Regions from separate parts of the Homo sapiens genome. Here region 2 is linked to region 1. The links are chromatin loops, found by intact Hi-C in ENCODE. Cell type or tissue: endothelial cell of umbilical vein. All regions are shown on one strand. Each heading gives the region's core, and the rest is flanking DNA. Links, peaks and the distances in the headings are about the cores only.

Region 1 (7,338 bases), core at 997-5,996:
CTGGTTTTTTTGTTTGTTTGTTTTTATTTTTGTTTTGAGACGAAGTTGGGGTTTCACTCTTGTTGCCCGGGCTGGAGTGCAATGGCATGATCTCAGCTCACTGCAACCTCCACCACCTGGGTTCAAGCAATTCTCCTGCCTCAGCCTCCTGAGTAGCTGGGACTACAGGCGCCCGCCACCACGCCCAGCAAATTTTTTGTATTTTTAGTAGAGATGGGGTTTCACCGTGTTGGCCAGGCTGGTCTCAAACTCCTGACCTCGGGTGATCCGCCTGCCTCGGCCTCCCAAAGTGCTGGGATTACAGGTGTGAGCCAGTGCGCTCGGCCTTGCCTGTTCTTTTTATACTCGTGCATTGTTCCTTGGTCATGTTTCCAATCCTTTCTCATAAATCTTTGAGCATTGTAATAAGCACAGTTGTTTTATCATCTCTAGCTGGTCACTCTCATATTCTGTTTTGTTTGCTGCTGTGTCCTCACTGACCATAGTGTTGCCCTTGAAGGTGCTCGATAATTATTCAAAGAATGGCTGTATTTAGTAAAACCTTGGGATTCTAATTTGCTAGTTTTGTGTTTGTTTGTTTTCGTTTTGTTGGCTGAAATTGTTTTGTTGGCTCTCACATTTTCTTAGTAGGTTGTTTCTGGGACACAGAGGAAGTATAGATTTGAATCCCAAACTTACCCTACACATTCATGGAGAGTTCTGGGGTTTCTTTTTAACCCCGGAGCGCAGGCCCAATACAAATGTTTCCTTGACTCTCCCTCTGGAATGAACGGCCTTTCTGCGACTGTTCCTTCTGTTGAGGGTGTAGCCATGTGAGAGTGCCTGCTTAGTGGAAATGTCTCGGAAAAAATCTCTCCTGGTTACTCTGACCCAAGGACCTGTCTACCACTTTCCACGGCAACCTCAGAAACCAAGATCTCAGATCGACAAATGCCCCTCTTTCTCTTCCCCCCTTTTCCTCTCCTCCTCCTCCCATCTTCCCCTTCTTTCCTCTCCTCCTCCTCCCATCTTCCCCCTCTTTCCTCTTCTCCTCCTTCCATCTTCCCCCTTTCCTCTCCTTCTCCTGTCTTCCCTCTTTCCTCTCCTCCCCCTCCCGTCTTCCCCCTCTTTCCTCTTCTCCTCCTCCCACCTTCCCCCTCTTTCCTCTTCTCCTCCTCCCATCTCCTCCCTCTTTCCTCTCCTCCTCCCGTCTTCTCCCCTTTATTTTTTCTTGTGGGAGAATTCCCATCTTTTCTTGCATGCTCATTGACTCATCCATGCTTCATATATTTTTTCAACTTTTTATTATGGCAAAGTTCAAACATATATCAAAGTACAGTACACCCCATATACCCACAGCACAGCAATGCACCCACCTTCATGCTCTCCCCTGAATTAATTGGAAGTAAATCCCAAATATCATGTCATGTCATTTGTGTATTTTATTTTATTTTATATCACTAAAGTTAAGGATTTCCCTTCTTTCTTTCTTTCTTTCTGTCTTTTTTTTTTTTTGACAGAGTCTTGCTGTGTTGCCCAGGCTAGAGTGCAATGGTGCAATCTCAGCTCACTGCAACCTCCGCCTCCTGAGTTCAAACGATTCTCCTGCCTCAGCCTCCCGAGTAGCTAGCATTACATGCGTGCGCCACCACACCTAGCTAATTTTTGTATTTTTAGTAGAGATAGGGTTTCACCATGTTGGCCAGGCTGGTCACAAACTCCTGCCCTCAGGTGATCAGCCTACCTCGGCCTCCCAAAGTGCTGGGATTACAGGCGTGAGCCCCCACGCCAGGCCGGGATTTCCCTTCTTAACCATAGCCACAATACTATCATCAGATGAAAAACAAACAAACAAACTCTTAGTTGTCATCGAGTCTACAATCTGGTTCATATCCCCAGCTGCCACGTGCCTGTGTCTTGATCCCCCACACACGTGACAGTTGGCCGTTTGGCTGGGTCTCTGCATCAGGCCATGCTCCGTGCATGGATGTCCTATGTTTACATCTCCTTGATGTCCCTCCCTCCTGTTTTTCCCTTGCAGAGTATTACTCATTTCCTCCTAGTCCCCTCTAGCATGGATTTTCCTGGCTGCATTCCTCTGCCCTGGGGATTTCCTATAAACCACGAATTGATTTGATCTCGAGATGCCTGATCACGTTCAGCACAGTTTTTTTCAACACGACGCTTAATGGGGGTTTTGTGTCTTTCCACAGCAGGGTGCACAGGGCCTGTTGTTCCTTGTGACATTAGTGGACATTGATTCTCAATGCCTGGATCCATTCATGTAAAAGGCATTGCTAGATGGTGACGTTCCATCCTCTTTCACTTAATCACCGGAAGGCTTCTCAAAAGAGAAACTTCCCCTTGTCTACTATGTGGTTACCCAACAGGATTGGTTTGTTTTAGGATAAATCCCAGGTTTTTTATATTTTCAAAATAATGATTTTTTTCCCCTGCTGTCTTCCAAAGGTGACTGGCGAAGGTCATTATTGCCACGTATTATTTGATAGGAACGTATTTGGTGATTTCAGAACCTTTCAGTTATTAACTTTATTGATATTGAAATTGCCCCATCTTTGGCCAATGGGGGCCATAGTTGGCTCAGGGGCCCCCTGCACACCCCAGTACCTCTGCTGGTATTCTTCCTTCTGCCCTGACCATGTGTGCACCTAGGACATTTCCTACACTAGACCTCAAATCGACCATTTCTCCCGGGAGCTCCAGGTTCCCTTCACTAGGAAATAATATTTAGTGATCACAATCTGGAGGTCAGACCTGCTTTGCTTTTCTTTCTTTTCTTTTCTTTTTTTTTTTTTTTTTTGAGACAGAGTCTCACTCTGTTGCCCAGGCTAGAGTGCAGTGGTGTGATCTTGGCTCACTACAACCTCCGCCTCCTGGGCCTTCTTCCTCTCCGTGGAGCCTGGAGACCTCCCCCCATCAGAGCTGCACAGAGATGCCGCTTTGTCTTTCTAGGCTGCATAGCTTTCCATCGTGCTCATGGGCCAGGGTGCACTCACACAGCCCCCTCTGGAGGGATTTGGGGGTGTTTCAAGCCTTTGTTGCAACAAGTAGCTTGTTGTTTCTTTTCTTCATTTTTAAGAGACATATTCTGCCACACATTTCTAAGTGGTTTTTAGAGTGCAAATGTTTGGGTTTTGATGGTGGAGGTGGTGGTGCTTCTTTAATTAGATTACCTCCTCCATATGCCAGACATGGAAAAGTTGTTCTTTCCTTCATTAATTGAAAAAAAACAAAACAAAGAAAGACGTATTAATTTTTTTAAACATACGGGATGCCATCATGGGTGCTGGTGCCCTCTGTGTTCTGGGTGCCATCCTGGGACGCAGCAGTGAGCGAGAAGATGCCTGCCCTCAGGAGCCCAATGCCAGAGCGGGAACTGCAGAGTCAAGTGAAGCACGATGCATGTCTCACAGGGCTGGTGGCCTCCCAGGAGGCTGGAACAGGAGGCGACACCTGACATGAGCAAAGGCCCTGGCGAGGACAGAGCCCCCTTAGTGGGGGAGACGGCCCCTGAGGGACCAGGCGTGCCTCCCAGGCTCCGTGCCTCCCAGGCTCCGCACCTCCCAGGCTCCGCACCCCCACCAGCCTCTCCCTGTGGGGTTCTGCTCCCAGCGCCTCCTGTCCTTCTCACCCTCCCAGGGACTGACACAGGCCTCCCAGGGATCGGTGCTGCTGGGTCGGGACTCAGGGATCGGTGCTGCTGGGTCGGTACTCAGCAGGGCCTGGGGCTCAGCAGGGCTGGGGCCGCCTGGCCCCTGACACTGGCTGCATTTCAGGAATCCTGTATGGCACGATGACCCTGGAGCTGGGTGGGAAGGTCACCATCGAGTGTGCGAAGAACAACTTCCAGGCCCAGCTGGAATTCAAACTCAAGGTAGCGCTGGCTGCAGCCTGGGGGAGACGAGGCCAGGGAAGGAACGAAGCCTTGGGGATCCCCCTCACACTCTCCCCAGGCCCCAAGGAAGGTTCCCCAAGGCAGTGCACATAAGGGGAGCAGCTGTTGACATCCCGGAACACAGACAGGGCCCAGAGAAGGGAGGCTGCTGCCTGCAGCCACACAGCAGAGCCAGCCTAGGCCCTGTCTCTGTGGCAGGGACACTACATCCTTGAGCGGAGGCGTGGGGGTCCCGAAGGCCTCGTTGGCGAGGGTTGGGTCCATCCCTCCTGGGCTCCCAGGCACCCCAAGAGAATAACTGTTCCGTGCCCCCATGAGGATGTGATTCTGGAGGCCCCAGCCCCCGCTCACTGGGCTCTGTTCTGGGTGTGGCCCCGCAGCCCTTCTTCGGGGGTAGCACCAGCATCAACCAGATCTCGGGAAAGATCACGTCGGGAGAGGAAGTCCTGGCGAGCCTCAGTGGCCACTGGGTAAGGGGCCGTCCCTCAGGGCAGGCACGGCCGGGCGGTCAACGCCAGGCCAGCCTCTGACCCCGCTGGCCATCTGGGGCAGGACAGGGACGTGTTTATCAAGGAGGAAGGGAGCGGAAGCAGTGCGCTTTTCTGGACCCCGAGCGGGGAGGTCCGCAGACAGAGGCTGAGGCAGCACACGGTGCCGCTGGAGGAGCAGACGGAGCTGGAGTCCGAGAGGTGAGGCCTGTCAGCGCCCAGGGACCCTGCTGACCACAGCCTGACATGGCCAAGCAGGCAGGTCAGCAGGGCTACAGTGCTGTGAGCATGGCCCCAGGATGTCCCTGGCAGGGAGGGCAGGCCTGGTGCACCCCTGGTGGCAGATCACGTGTCCTGGAAAGGACAGATGGAGGGAAGGGGTGTGGCCTGGAGAGGAGCCGGCTGCCGTGACCTCTCACTGCATCACTGCCGGCGAGTGACCAACAGGTGCACAGGGAGGTCCCTGCAGGCGGGAGATGGGAGCTCAGTGTTGGAAAAACCCATCTCATGGACAAAAGAAAAGCTCTCTTCAAAGTAGTGAGCTCCCTGTCACTGTAGGCAATCACGCAGAGGTTGCTCTGTGCCTTCCTTCTGGTGCCAAGGGGCCCTGATTCCTAGCTGCCTAGGGGTCGGGCTGCCCGGGCCACTGGCTCAGGATGGGTCACTGGCCCGCAGGCTCTGGCAGCACGTCACCAGGGCCATCAGCAAGGGCGACCAGCACAGGGCCACACAGGAGAAGTTTGCACTGGAGGAGGCACAGCGGCAGCGGGCCCGTGAGCGGCAGGAGAGCCTCATGCCCTGGAAGCCGCAGCTGTTCCACCTGGACCCCATCACCCAGGAGTGGCACTACCGATACGAGGAGTGAGTGCCGACAAAGCCCTGGGGGCCACAGGGTGGGGCTGGGCCTAGCAGACGGGCTGAGAAGGGCCCAGGGGCTCCTGGCTTCCCTCTCACCTTCAGCCTGTCCCCTGGAGGAGTCGGTGGGGGAGGGTCAGATAGTGACACCCCCCATCATCAGTCCTTACTGCAGGCCCTGCCCATGGGGTGTGGGCAGTGGTCATTCTCCTGGAGGTCTCTGGCCACTGTTGGGGGGCTGAAGACTGGGCCAGGACAGCCCCCTCACCTGAGGGCCACTGCCTGTGCTGATGAACGCCCTCTGGACCCTCCAGCCACAGCCCCTGGGACCCCCTGAAGGACATCGCCCAGTTTGAGCAAGACGGGATCCTGCGGACCTTGCAGCAGGAGGCCGTGGCCCGCCAGACCACCTTCCTGGGCAGCCCAGGGCCCAGGCACGAGGTCAGCACCCCACAGGCCCCACCCAGGGCTGGTCTTAGCTGCACGTGTGGCCACCACCACCCCTCGCTCCTCACCTCACTCCTCCCTTCCCCTCGCTCCGTTTCCCTCACGCCCTCATCCCCCAGCCCCCTCGTCCCCTTTCCTTCTCTGCCGAGCATGGGACTCAGGAAACCGGGATTTGCAGGATGCTCAGTTCTAGGGGCACCTTGGCTTGTGGGACCCTGTGTCTACTGTCTCTGTCCACTGCCCCCAAAGTCTCCCTCTGCCAAGTTAGCAGCCACATTATCCCATTCCACTGATCAGGAAACAGAAGGTCAGGGCAGCCCAGGGCCCTTCCCAGGTAGGAGGAGGAGGAGCCAGCACTTGCACAGATCTTGTGTCTGGAAAGGGGAAGCGGGACAGCAGGAGGCTCCAGGGAGTAACCTGAGGAAGCTGCCTTGGGTGTGTCTTGGTGCCATGCCTTAGGCGGCCACCAGGTGGCGCCAAACCCACACGCCCCCGTTCCAGGTGTGCTGAGCTGCACCGCCCCAGCCGTGCACCTACTGCGTGCAGAGGGTGCAGAGCGCGGCCGGTGCTCACCCGCAGCGGACAGGATGGGGGCGTGTTCCCCAGCTGATGCCGTCTGGGCCAGACTCAGATGAGAGGCCTTGCTTGCCTGATGGCCCTAACTTCTCCAGCAAGCTGGGGGCCGCGGTATCTCCTTGGCTGCATGTCCCATGCTCTGCCTGCCAAGGGACTAGGGAAGAAGCCTCAGGAAGGTAGACAGATGCACCCCCTATGTCTGCAGCACAGTCTCCATCCCCCCGGGCTCAGGCCAGACTGCTAGCTCCTGCCTTCCCTTGGCCCCAGACCCTCGCAGTCCCGCTCCTCAGCCTCTCCCCACCAATCTCCAGCAGATGTCCACCCCCAATGCCCTCTGCAGCCTCCCACCCCGCAGCCCCTGCTGAGGTCAGTCAGCCTGGGCCCTGCCATGCCTCAAAAACCATCCCATGGAGTACCTTGTGGCCAAACCCACCTGCCCCGCCTCTGACCCCACCTGTCCTGGCTCTGACCCCACCTGCCCCGTCGCTGACCACACCCAATGCAGAGCGTCCCTGGCACCTCTCTGGCCCCAAACGCCTGTTGTTACATGGTGGTCCCACAGCCAGGTTCTGCTTTTTCCCCACCCCTGAGCATCAGTTCCTGTCCTGGGTTCCTTGTGAGCTCAAGTAAGGGCTGAATGGATGAGCCCTGCCTGCACTCCTGGGGTTGTGAGCAGCCGGCTGAGTGTGGGGGTTCCCCCCTGGAGATGCCCCTTGACATGGGGAACCCTAGCCATCTGGGGTTCCTATGAACCTCCCAGCTCCCACAGTGGCCTCGGCTTTCATCTGTCCTCATGGCTCAGGGGTCAGAACCACCCTCGGCCCCCCATGCCATCATCTCTGCATTTATTGGATGCAACGCCATGGTGAGCACAGGGCAGGCGTGTCTGCACCACCTTGCAGGCCCTTGCTCACTGTGAGGGGTCAGTAGCTCTGTCTCACCCATGAGGAAACAGGCTCAAAGGGACCATGGCTACTCCAGGCCATGCCGGGGCTGAGACAGACCCCTCCAGCCAGCTCCACAGCCCAGCAGCTGCCCTCCCTGCTGGCTGCCACCTCTAGCACTGTCCTGGCATAA
Region 2 (7,338 bases), core at 1,482-6,481, 160 kb after region 1:
ACTATAGTGCACATGCCACCATGCCTGGCTAATTTTTATTTTTTTTTTTGTAGAGATGGGGGGGTCTTGCTGTGTTGTCCAGGCTGGTCTCAAACTTCTGGGCTCAAGCAATCTGCTCACCTCGGCCTCCCAACTTGCTGGGATCATAGGCGTCAGCCACCGAGCCCGGCCTCAGGATGCTTTTTTAGCCATTTCCTGAGTGCCTGGGCTGATCCCTGGGGCTCCCAAAGAATAAAACATTATCACTGCATTTAAGGAGCTGATAATAGCTTCTGAGCAGGGTACTGAGGGATAAACAGGAGCTCATCAGGGGCCAAGGAGAAGGGTGTTCCTGGTTTCTCAATCAATCCCCAACATCTTGTGAGGTAGGACCTGCCTGTCAGGCTCCAGTGGAAGAGCTCAGGAAGAGACACAGCAACAGAGAACACAGCCCTCCAAGGCCAAGATCAGGCTGACAGCAAGTGTCTGAAAACCAGGTGGGTCATGCCACGGGGCCTCTCACTTTCCTCAGGCTGCAGCTGGGAGGAGACAGATAGAGGGCAAGCCTGAGTCACAGGCCCTGGCACATGGGCCATGTTGGGCTCAGGTGAGGTGGCACCAGTGCACTGCTCAGGTGCTGCAGCTCCAGGCAGCTTAGGTCTTCCCCCAGCCTCCCCAGGCTCAGGTGGGCGGAGGCTTGGAGACCCATGGCCTAGCAGTATGTGGTTGGCAGGAGGCAGGCCTTAGAGTGCGCCCTGGCAATCTGAGAGGGCTTCCTGGAGGGGGTGAGAGGAGCTAGGGGTGGGCCTTCCTGACTGAGGAGCAGTGGGCCTTTCTGCAGGGCTCTCTCTGAGCAACCCCTCCCACAAGAGGGTGGTGTCAAGCCCCAGGCACTGGGCCGGGCCCTGTGACACGCAGCTTCCTCACAGGCTGGCAGGATGGCCAGGCTCGTTGGGCAAGTGCCTGGAGGGCCCGGCCTCGTCACCGTAAGGAAGTGACCTCACTCAGGGAGTTTCGGAGAGGTGCCCGCATCCTACTCCAGCTGCTGACAGCCTCACACAGCTGGGCTCCGGTGCCAAGGGTCCAGGCAGCTGGACAGGGCAGCCAGTGTCCCAGGCCAGATGTTTGGGCACCCAGACTGTACAATGCCTGCCCAGGGGTGGGGGCCCTTGGCTCAGGCTCTGCATGAATCCTGGATGTGGCCCCTCAGATAAATATCAGTAAACCCGGTTTGGACTGATGCTGCCTGACACCACCAACTCGAGGCAGAGCCCCCTCCCCATCCTGAGAAGCAGTCACAGAACATCAGGGCTGTTTCCTGCCCCGAGCCACAGGGTGCCACAGAATCGGGGAAGCTGTGGATGTGGCCGCACTGGCCACTGTGTAACCTGGGTGAGTCACCACCTCTCTGAAACCCCCACCCAGTGTTCCCTGCAAACCCAAGAAAGCAGTCTCAACAGGGAGAAATGACCGCACAGAACTAGCACGGGGCAGGGCCACACGGACTCTCCTGCCGGTGCCTGGCCCTGGCATCTCTCCGGCAGGTGGTTCCTCCGCCTCCAGCACGTGAGTGGTCCAGAACCCTCGTAGAAGCAGGTCCCATGGGGTGTGGCCGAATCCACGCCGGGTTCCAATCTCTGTGCTGTGCTGGAGAAGCTCCCAGGCTCTTGGCTATCAAATGGCTCTAGGAGGGGCATTCCTCAAAAGACCCTCATGTGGGGTCCCTGTGTCAGCACTCTTCTGCCTCAACATCCCTCCCCCACATCCCAGGAAGTGAGTGTCACAGCCCTCATCCTCCAGAGGGGACCCTCAGGCAGGCCTGCTCTGGGGGATAGAGATAGGGTCCCTCCTTGGAAAGGTGACCTTGACAAGTCACTGCACCTCTCTGAGCCACCCTTTCTGCATCTGCAGCTTGGGGCCAGTGCTTCTCCTGGGGGCACCGCTCAGCCCCAGGTGGGACCAGGTGAGGCGGTGAGGCTCAGGCCTCAGGCAAGGGAGGCCGAGCGGGGGCTGGCAGAGGGCGGGTGGCTCAGAGGGGCAGACGGCAGTGTGAGTTAGTGGTGGTGGTAAAGCCCCTCGGGTGGATGGTGGACGCAGAGAGGATGGGGCAGCCCCTGTGTGCAAGTACCTGCCAAGTTGGCATGGTGTCCTCCAAGCCCCTCTCACCTCCTAAGGCCGTGGTTTATTTTTGCCCATGTCCATAAAGACACCCTGGGGGCTCCTGAAGTCACCTGCTGGTCCAGGGCTGGTAAGGCTTGGGAGTCGGCTCCCTCCAGCCCCCACATTGGCAACCAGGTTCAGGCTGGTTTGGCCGAGCAGGGGCCCAGGGTGTCTAGCAGCTGCTGGGGAGGCCAGGGCCACTACAACTGAGCCCCTGGGGCAGGGACTGTGGGCAGAGAAGCTGCCTGGGGAGGCCTGGCCTCCAGGGCTCAGACCTGATTTCCAGCAGCCCCTAAAGGGCCATCCACCCCCATACCCCCCAGGTCTTCACAGTGTCCATGAGGGGAATAGCAGAGAGGGGCTGAGTGGGCAGGAAATCCCCTAGGGAGGGCAGGGCCTCTGAATCTCGGCTGCACACCCTGCCCCCTGGCCTCCCAGCTCCTGCCCCACCTGTCAGAGCATCACCCCTGGGTTGTAAGTCCTGCCCCCAGGGGAGTGAGTTTCCCAGCCTCCCTTGAGAGGGCCACTGGGGTACAGGCAAAGAGAGGAGCTGGGCGGGGCTGGGGGAGCACACCTCACCTGGCCTCACCTGGTTTCCAAACCCTCTTCCTCCCCCTCATTTCTCTCAGCCCCTTATCTGCTCCTGCCTGTTCTCTGTCCCTTCCCCAAGGCCCTCTCCATCCTGAACCAGTTTCCTCTTCTGTGGAACAGGGGCTGGAGTGCCCACTTTGGGGAGTTCTCTGGGTTAGGTGGAGGCTGGGCACAGTGGTGGCATACGGGCACCACTGGCCCTTCAAGGTCTCCTTGGAATCTTCGAGGGCACGCCCTCCCCACAGAGTCCTCCAAGCTGTCCTCCTGGCCTCCAGTACCCCCGACCCCTATCCCCATCCTCATGTACCTGCTGTGCCCCTGGGGTTTAGAGGGATTCCTCTCCCCTCCTCTGGGGTCCCAGCACCAGCCAGGCCTGCAGGCACACAGTAGGTGCTTAAGCAACCACGAGTGTCGGGGGATTTGCCTGGAGCCGAAGTTCCACTGGCTGGCCCCTCAATGGGGTAGGCAGGCTGGTGGGCCTGGAGGTGTTCCAGGCACCTGTGGGCTGGCGCAGTGACAGAGCGCTCTGCCCCCGGCCGCTTCTCCTGGTCTCCCACTGCCCAGAGGTGCCTCTTGCCCAGGTCCCACTGTCCGGCAGCCCAGGGCCCTCTGGAAGCAAAAGAAGGGACACCAGAGTCCGAATCCTTCCTGCAGCCTCTCCGGAACAATGCTCGAATCCCCTCTCCCCGCCAAAGGCTGACCTCCCCTCACCCACCCACCCTACCTGCTGCTCCCTCACCACAGGATCCCAGCCCTGCTGCAAGGACAGGTGTCAGGTAGGGGGCAGTGTTGACCCGCCGGCCCCAGGCAGGTGTCTCACTCCCAGGCCAGAACCCTGGCACAGCCCAACCCTGCCCTCTGCCGGCACTGCCCCTCCACACCACATCCCTGCCCACTGCCAGGTCCTCTGGCCACACCGGTGGGACCACCGGGCAGCTGCTACCTGCATGCCATTCACAGAACCGGGTCTGGGGCGCTCCTCTGAGCCGGACGTCTCTTTATCCTTTACAGTGACCCTGAAGGGCAGGTGGAGGTAGGGCTGGTCCCAGGTCTGGGTTTTACGCTCTGCTGCCACTGTCTTGACATTTTAAATACATTTTGAATCAGGGGACTCTCGTTTTCATTTTGCGTGAGCCCCGTCATTGAGGCCAATTCTGACCCCAGAGTTGGGACTTCCTGCTGTAACCACCCCAGGGCGCAGCTAGGGGGCAGGGGTGCGGGAAGGTGGGAGACGTGGAGTAGTAGCCGGGGTCTCTGGGGTCCTCTCGGCCGGCTCCACCCCCACCCCTGGGAACCCGGGAAGAGCCGGCTTTCGCTTCCTGTCTATTAAACCCTTTAAAGGAAGAGGGTAAATAAAACCGCCCGTCTGCCCAGCTGGAAAGCGATGACTCAGCCGCCCCCGCCGACCCTCGCCCCCAGGCTGATCCCAGAGAGCGGGCGTCGCGGCCCAGCCCGAACCCCTCAGCTCCTGGGACCTCTCTCCGGTCCGGGTCGTGGGGGCGCGGTCGGAGCAGTCCGTACCCCAGTTCGGGACACTACGAGGGCGCAGGGAGGAGAACGGGCTTCCTCTTCCCCTTCCATTTTCTGAGCTCTATGGGTTGCTGGTCTAGCCCTTTCCACGTGTTCCCTAATCCAGCAAAGGTTACTGTTCCCATTTCACAGAAGCGAAAACCGAGGCTAAGAGAGGTGGTCGTTCTTGGCGCAGCCCGTGGGTGGCAAGATAGGAGCTCGGTCCGCTAGGGCAGGGCCACTTTCGGAGAGGGTCTCTGGGCGGCCCTGGGAAAGGCCCCCGAACAGGACGGAACGGCCAGGGCTCGGGAGTAAGGAAGGGGGCCTCGACCCTCCTTCTGCCCCGGGAGCCCGAGAGCGGCAGGGCTGGACTTGGGGCGCCTGGAGGGTGAAGGTCTGGTCCCGGCTGTCTCCCCACGGTGGGCCGGCCCCGGGCCCGCGGGTGCTTCCCGGGGCTCCCCGGCGTGAGTCATCGCGGGCAGGGCTGGCTGCAGCGCATTCTTCCGCGGGGCCGGCCTGCGAGACGGTGCGGGCGAGCGCCCGGGCGGGGCGGGACCTCGAGTCACCCCACGGGGCCGGACAGCTGGGGCACGGGGGGCAAGAGGAGCGCGGGCTTCTGAGATGGGAGGGGACGGCCGGGGACCGACCAGAGCGCGGACGCGACGGTGCGGGCCCGGACGGCTGGGCTTGGGGAGGGTATGGCCCGGGGCGCGCGGGGCTCAGGCGGGCGGGGTGGCCCGAGGGCCGGGGCGGGGCGGGGAGGGGCGGGGCGGGGAGGGGCAGCTATAAAGGCCGCGCCGGGGCCACGAGGAGCAGAGCCGGCGCCGTCACCGCCCGCATTGCCGCTCCCAGTCCCGCGCTCGGCACGACATGAAATCCCCCGACGAGGTGCTACGCGAGGGCGAGTTGGAGAAGCGCAGCGACAGCCTCTTCCAGCTATGGAAGAAGAAGCGCGGGGTGCTCACCTCCGACCGCCTGAGCCTGTTCCCCGCCAGCCCCCGCGCGCGCCCCAAGGAGCTGCGCTTCCACTCCATCCTCAAGGTGGACTGCGTGGAGCGCACGGGCAAGTACGTGTACTTCACCATCGTCACCACCGACCACAAGGAGATCGACTTCCGCTGCGCGGGCGAGAGCTGCTGGAACGCGGCCATCGCGCTGGCGCTCATCGATTTCCAGAACCGCCGCGCCCTGCAGGACTTTCGCAGCCGCCAGGAACGCACCGCACCCGCCGCACCCGCCGAGGACGCCGTGGCTGCCGCGGCCGCCGCACCCTCCGAGCCCTCGGAGCCCTCCAGGCCATCCCCGCAGCCCAAACCCCGCACGCCATGAGCCCGCCGCGGTGAGTGACTGCCCGCGTCCCGGCGAGCCCTGCGCCCTAACAGCCGGGACCGGGGCCTTTGGGAAAAACCACTTCAACCCCAGACGGCGGGGCGGGGGCGCTGCACCTCCTTGGGGGACCCGGCGCCCCGCAATCGCGCTGGCCCCCTCGCGTCAGGGTCTCGGGGCCCCTCAGGCTGGACCCGGACCGGCCCTGGCACAGCTCTCTGACCCAGTCCTTTCCCCACAGGGCCATACGCTGGACGAGTCGGACCGAGGCTAGGACGTGGCCGGCGCTCTCCAGCCCTGCAGCAGAAGAACTTCCCGTGCGCGCGGATCCTCGCTCCGTTGCACGGGCGCCTTAAGTTATTGGACTATCTAATATCTATGTATTTATTTCGCTGGTTCTTTGTAGTCACATATTTTATAGTCTTAATATCTTGTTTTTGCATCACTGTGCCCATTGCAAATAAATCACTTGGCCAGTTTGCTTTTCTACCATCCGGCTGTGGCTCAGTGAGACTCCTGCTGGGAGGGTGGAGGCCCAGGAATGGGCGGGCAGGACACCCTCATCCAGTCCTGCGGGGCTGGTGTGAAAGGCGCTGGGAACCGGCTTTGAATGAATAAATGAATCGTGTCATCTGCTGGGCCTGGTCCACACCCTCTTTTCCAAGCAGCCTCCCCAGAGGCCAGGAAGTGCCCTGGGGCTTGACCCTGGCTACCTTCTGCTCCTTGGTGTGTCCTGAGGAATTGAACCTGGGGAGGACAAGGGCCCTGGGTCCGAGCTGCTGCTGCCTGTGGTGGGGGAACCTTCCCCAGCAGCACTTCCTGCCCACAAACCACCCGCGCAGTCAGACCAGAAGGAATCCCTCAGCCCTCTGGCTGCCCGCCGCCAGCCGCTCCTTGCCAGTGCCCGCAGTGTGGGGCGGGCAGGGTCGCCTTTGCTTCTGGGGGAACAGGAGAGAGTTCTGGGCTGTCTCCGATGGTGGGGCAGGAGGCAGAGGTCCCTGCACCTCCAGGTACTGGCCCAGGACATTGGGGTGGAGAGGCCTGAGTGCAGCAAATCCCTGCCCCTCTTTCTGAGATAGCTGACCACGGCTTTCTGCCCTCCGGTCTGGCTGTGCTCTTTGAAAGACAGGGATGGTCTGAGACAGTTAGGGTTCAGGAAGTGTGTCCCCCACCCAGAAGGGCTCCTGGTGATGAACAAGCTGAGGAGGTGATAAGGGGTACAGGCATGACTCCTCACCCCACAATGGGGCCTTCATTTCTGGAACCTTCGTGGTTGGAGGGATGCCAGTAGGGGAGGCAGAGAAGTACCAGAATTGGACCCTAATCTCTGTTGCTAGGAGGCCGACGAAGCCTGGTAGCTGGTCTGGGCTCAGGGCGGGGAGGGTGCTATCCCTTCGCTGCATGGCCCGCAGGAGTCTTGGTGCTAGGTCCAGAAGAAACTATTGCCTGCAAGGAAGTTTCTCCCGAACGCAATTTGTGAAGCCCCTGTGCAGATCGGGGAGGGGCTCCTGCAAAAAGCAGAAAACAGCAGCCAAGGACGCTGCCTGGCTGGGCTCCTGGGCCTCCTGGCTGGCCCACCAGAGCCTCACCTGGATGGATATCCAAGGTCAAGAGGAGAGCCCTTGCCCCTGGGTGCTTCAAGCATAGGCATGATCCGGCCTGAGCTTTAGGCGAAGAGGGTGGATGGCCCTTGGCTCACTGAGGCCACTTCTTGTTTGAGGAATTTTGGAATTCCTCAAATTCTGAGGACAGTGGAATTCTAAGGTTTGGGGA

Evidence for each region. Hi-C counts contacts between places; a loop is a spot of excess contacts. Peaks named below come from ENCODE experiments on the same cell type or tissue, not always from the same donor. Only the 100,000 strongest peaks of a DNase experiment are listed, where the experiment ranks them.
Region 2: a loop joins it to region 1, with 7 times the contacts of the local background. A loop is called at or near these places in 14 of 110 quality-filtered maps.

Annotation. Positions count from the first base shown.
Region 1 is chr11:3,090,773-3,098,110 of GRCh38, reverse strand. OSBPL5 (oxysterol binding protein like 5) reads left to right here. Exons shown (of 22, transcript NM_020896.4): 15 at 3,777-3,874; 16 at 4,276-4,365; 17 at 4,448-4,584; 18 at 5,059-5,244; 19 at 5,553-5,679. Among named protein-coding and RNA genes, the nearest start is that of CARS1, 37 kb to the right of the region's middle. RefSeq lists enhancers at 3,737-4,544, 5,353-6,160, 6,102-6,171, 6,161-6,969 and a silencer at 6,018-6,312. In endothelial cell of umbilical vein, for the core only: a CTCF peak has its summit at 3,015; DNase peaks (open chromatin) are centred at 2,100 and 2,980; H3K27ac peaks cover 2,518 bases.
Region 2 is chr11:2,927,136-2,934,473 of GRCh38, reverse strand. PHLDA2 (pleckstrin homology like domain family A member 2) reads left to right here and starts at 5,054. Exons shown (of 2, transcript NM_003311.4): 1 at 5,054-5,578; 2 at 5,807-6,201. The coding sequence starts at 5,110. The coding sequence ends at 5,568. RefSeq lists enhancers at 323-935, 3,950-4,558, 4,559-5,168, 5,169-5,777. In endothelial cell of umbilical vein, for the core only: a CTCF peak has its summit at 3,605 (motif pointing left); DNase peaks (open chromatin) are centred at 3,593, 3,913, 4,743, 5,203 and 3 weaker places; H3K4me3 peaks cover 2,590 bases; H3K27ac peaks cover 2,085 bases.